2 separate regions of the Mus musculus genome follow, and region 2 is linked to region 1. A link is a loop called in an ENCODE intact Hi-C map of the cell type or tissue named here. Cell type or tissue: left cerebral cortex. All regions are shown on one strand.

Region 1 (2,500 bases):
ACCAAACACTGGTAACACTGTTGTTTTGAATCTGGTCCTGGGCTCCTTGGGCCATTGCATGCCCAGGTGGCCCGTCTGTTAGTTTAACCACAAAGAAGCCGTTATCAGTTATAATTACAGCTGGGCAATTTTTTTTTTTTCAAATAAATGCCCAACGACCTGATCCTTGTCCACCCTGTGTGACGACCAAAATTAACTAAATTAAGATATTAAAATCTGGGGTCACTCTAGCGACTCGTTGATACTCTGTCGCCAAAAGTGGAAAGAATGACACAAAACTTTGAAGGTAGTTGAAAAAAAAAAACGATCCAAAGGGCAGAGAGTCATTAAGTCCGAATAGACAACGGCGATTGGTAGTAAACCAGGATTGGCCCGCAGAGAGCAGGGTGGGGTGGGGGGTGGGGGAGGCTGGGGTGGGGGGTGGGGCGTCCTACCCTGCCCTTAAAGGCGGGGGTGCGGGGTGGGGTGGGGGTGTCACTGCCATGATCTAAAGGCGGAGTGATCTGGGCGGCTCCTGTTAGCATACTAAGTACAGTGGTGGGGTGCAGCTGAAAAAGGGGAGCGCCGTGCCAAGCAAGTAAAAGGCCCCGGGTTCTAATTCCAGGAGAACCGAAGGGCACTGAACACTTCAGTGGCCAACTCCGCAGCGCGTGCGCCCTGGGGTTCTCGGTCGGGAGCCGCGGATCGGTCCAACTTGCGGGGCTTCTGGATTCGGTTCTAGAACGCTCCGGTTCGGAACCAGGGCGGCGCAGGCCGCCATCAGGGCTCGGGCGCAGCAGTGGGCGCGGGGCCAACCTCACAAGGCCTGGCCAGGCACAACCCCTGCTGCCGCGGCCCCGAAGCCCAGAGGTGCGCGCGTCGGAGCCTCGCTCTTACCATGCTGCGCGAGGCGGCCTCCCTGTTTGAGTCTGGCGCCAACAACCGCGTGGGGTGGGAAGGACCGGAGGAAGTGCAGGGGAGATGCAACGACCCCTGGCGGCCCTGGTAGGACTGCGGGACCCGAGGGAGGAGCCGAGCCTGGGCGGGGCTTGAGAAGATGGGCAGGGCGGTGAGGGGCGCGGCCTGAAATAATGGGCAGGTCCAGTAGGGGAGGAGCCTGAGATGGGCAGGGCCGGACTGAGACCAGATGGACCAGTCTGGGTTGGGCAGCCTGTAGGCAGAAAGGAAAAGTTGGGGCCTGGCGTGGGAGCTGGAGCAGGGAAGGCTTCTGTTCCCTTCCCGTGCCTCTGGGGTTGCAGAGTTGCTTACTACTTAAGTGTTCAATGTAGCTTTTAGTTTTCTTTTTAAAAGGCAACTTTTGAGTCTTCGCTTTTAAGTGTGTTCTTTTAGCTTAAAAAAAAAAATATGGGGCTTTGGCTGCAAGAAACGAGTACATTTAGAAAAGAAATTCTTTTTCTATTTTATTTTATTTTTGTCTTATTTAATTTTATTATTTGGCTTTTTTGGGACAAGGTTTCTCCGTGTAGCCTTGGCTGCCCTGGAGCTCTCTCTGTAAACCAAGCTGGCCTCGAACTCAGTGATTTGCTTGCTGCTGCTCCCTAAATGCTGGGATTAAAGGCGAGCACCAACCTCTAGCCTTAAAAAGTCCTCTGATACAGAGCGGTGAGAGTGTACAGAGTAGTGCAGGTGTTCTGCATTACAAATGAAACGTAAATATTCTAGTGCTGCTGACTGTCAGACCTTAATAAAGAGTATGTGGGAGCTTTCTAAATTATTTCTTGCAACTACTAGTGAATCTGTCTCTCAAAGTTTCACTAAAACCTTTATTTTATAAGATAGGATAAACGTGATTAGCAAAAATCATCCAAAGCATTTACAAAGGAGAGCAATAGTCGGGGATGGGGGTGAGTATGTATCCAAACCTGCTTGCCATGCTCATACCCTGACAACAGGCATATAGCAGAGATGTTCCTGTCAATTATGTGACACAGAGTTTTCATCACATCCACTTTATTAACGCTTTTCTAGAGTTCTTAATTTGCTCTTTATCACAGTTACTTTTTTAAGTTTTTTTTTCAATCCTAGGTTTTCAGGACAGGGCTTCCTGACAGCAAGTCTCTCTCTCTCTCTCTCTCTCTCTCTCTCTCTCTCTCTCTCTCTCTCTCTCTCTCTCCCTTCCCCCTCCTCCTCTTCCTATGTTATTATTATTATTACAATAAAAATAAGTTTATCCAATCAAGTAACAACTATACAAATGCAAGCAATTTTAGTCATTTTCTTTTTGGTCAACCTATATTAGACCTGAAATCTTTACTGAAAGTTCCCAGGTGATGGTGAAGTGTGGTTGGTTGCTCATCTATGCACATAATTTATGTGTTTTAAAGACTGAGGTCAAAGCACAGAGTCAGTCAAATACTTGAGCAAAAAGTCAACCAATTAGAGCTTCTGTTGTACGGTGAACAGACCAGCTGAGAAGTAAAATGAGCTGTGTCAGTCCCTAGAGGCGTGTGGGCTTATGGAAAGAAACAATCTGAGTGCTGTGTGCTCAGCAGGGTGGGTT
Region 2 (2,500 bases), 240 kb before region 1:
CTAGATAAAATAAAAAGATAACACAACTGTTTCCACCCAGAAGTAGTCCTGGATCCAAGTCCCATCACCCAAATCAACAACAACACCCCCAAACCAAACACCCTTGCTCATCTATCACATGTCCAATATTTTGCTAACTGGCCTAGGGGTATAGCTCAGAGGTAGGGCATGAGCTTATTAGCATGTGGGGGCCTTGAACCCAACAACAGAAGATTGTTGACACAAATGATGCTTCAGGGAGAATGAGGCCAGCTCATTCAACTGCCACCCAGGAGAAAGTCACCTGGAGTCACCCTCCTGGAAGGCAGCCTGACAATGAGGAAGCTGAACCAGTCAGTCCTGCCTGCAGCCATCACGGTGAGTCAGAACGAATCATTCATCACAGAGTTATTTATGAAGTGAAGAGGAGAGGCAGCCTGCAGAAGGAGGATGGAGTAGCATCTTCCCACTCAATACTCAACCACATGAGAAAATCAGGATTACAACTTCCATATACACGCAGTAATAGTTACTCTTAACTATCTTACACTAAAAAAAAGCTAAAGATCTCATTCAAAAAACATTACATTTTAGATACATAATACATCTCTCCCCCCTTTCCTTTTAATGTTTCTGTGATCAAAATTGCTTTTCTAAAACAAACAAACAAACAAAGCATTTAAGAGAAAATAAAAACCCAGAGCTAAGGCTTAGTCTATGGCTTCCAAGCCAGGTCTTCACCCTCCTTGTCAACAGAGAGAGCTAGTTGTCTGTGCACAACAGATTTATAGAAGCTATGAAGTCAGGCACTAAGAATGAGCAAGAAAAAAACCCTGCAAACTGCATGCACACAGTGCTCACCGAGGGCTGCTCCCTGAGTGACTCTCTCTAATGGACAGTGTGGTGCAGAAAGCTTCCACTGACCTGAAGGAACAAACCCACGGAATCAGGACACAAACACCGAGGCAATGACCAAGGTCAGCCACATGATGGCACCAGAATATCTACCTTGCAACCAAGGGCACATCCTTGGGTCCCAAAGTCCATTCTGAATTCCCCAAATCTTTGGTCCTGCAGTCTGCTAAGCAAGCTGCCAACACTGCGTGCAGATGGCTGAAAGCTGCACAGACCCAGAGTGTATGCAGGCACAGGACTGATCAGGGGCCAGTGAAGTCCTCAAATGATTTGATGGTTGAGATGAATGGGAGAAAATATCAAACCAAAACAAAAAACAAAAAAACCTCATAATGAAGGGGCAGCATACACAAGGCTCATCTGGCCCAAGGCTCATCTGGCACGGTGTAGGGTTCTGGTACATGTGTGTGGCAGAGGGAGCCAGCAGCATCACCTCTGCCTCTCAGGGCGACATGAGACCACAGGAACCTTGGCGTCATTGGCTCCATACTCAACTCCAAAACGTGGTTTCTGCGTCCCTTCCTGCATCTGTTCCTCTGCCTCGCATGCACCCCTACATCACCCAGTACTTAGATTCAGGCCACACCTTTGCTCATGCCGTAGAGAAAGTGTGACTGCAGACCTTGATTGTCACTCTGACCTACGTCTGGGATCAACTGAAGCCACAGAAGTTGGGCACACCTGTGAGGGATTTTCTTGATTGGATCACGTTAGGTAGCATCCCCTAAATCTGGGCCCTGCGATGACAGCCCACATAAAAGGACACGGGGAGAGGAAGCTCTTGCTCTCAATCTTGCTGCTGAATTCGTCTATTCAGACGCTATGCCCGGTATTAAATTCAACTCCTTCAGGATTCCAACACAGACTGAAAACCAGCAGCTGTCAAGGAGTCCTCTGGGACCCCAGCACTAGATTGGGACAGCAGGGATATTCACTCTCATGGACTAAACAACTCCAGGATTCTCAGACTGCACTGTGACACAGCCCTTGTTGGACTATATAGACCACATCTGGTAAGTCAGTCTAAATATAAACATATACTATATATGTGTATACATATGCATGCATGTGTATATATTCATATCCTCATTTTATCAGTTCATATATATTCATAATACATATATGTATACATACATAATGCATATGTGCATATGTATATAGAGAACTCTGAGTAATAAAGTCAGGCTACTACAGGTCCAGCTCCATAGAGGTAACCCCTATTCCTAACTCCTGCCTGGCAGTCCCAATATGGAGAGCTCAAGAGCCTTCCTGCCCATGTTTCCCTGTGGGTGCCTGCCTTTCAACCAGATGGGCTCCCTAGACACTCCCAGCTGTCGGCCCTGTTGGGTCCTTTTGGAGATTCTGCAGTGCTTGCTGCCTGCCTTCTTTGACCTTTCTGTGTGCTATGCTTGTACAAGATGCTACTCCCTCCAGGGCTTTCCAGAACCCTGTAGGCCAGCCTTAGTCTTGCTGCTTGATTACATCCACGTTCCTGTGCCTTTATAAATCCACTGTGAAATGTCTATGGTTTACATATTTACAGTACTTCCATTTAATTTAAGCAAGAGTCATGCTTCTTATGTAAGGTTGAACAGCCTGGAATATA

The links. Hi-C counts contacts between places; a loop is a spot of excess contacts. Peaks named below come from ENCODE experiments on the same cell type or tissue, not always from the same donor. Only the 100,000 strongest peaks of a DNase experiment are listed, where the experiment ranks them.
Region 2: a loop joins it to region 1, with 2.7 times the contacts of the local background. A loop is called at or near these places in 2 of 42 quality-filtered maps.

Annotation. Positions count from the first base shown.
Region 1 is chr3:84,154,786-84,157,285 of GRCm38, forward strand. It overlaps Mnd1 (meiotic nuclear divisions 1), which reads right to left and starts at 1,001. Exons shown (of 8, transcript NM_029797.3): 1 at 877-1,001. The coding sequence starts at 879. In left cerebral cortex, a CTCF peak has its summit at 970 (motif pointing left); a DNase peak (open chromatin) is centred at 1,016; H3K4me3 peaks cover 1,102 bases.
Region 2 is chr3:83,914,994-83,917,493 of GRCm38, forward strand. All of the region lies in intron 26 of Tmem131l (transmembrane 131 like), which reads right to left. Among named protein-coding and RNA genes, the nearest start is that of Tlr2, 75 kb to the left of the region's middle. In left cerebral cortex, a CTCF peak has its summit at 964 (motif pointing right); DNase peaks (open chromatin) are centred at 355, 961 and 2,265.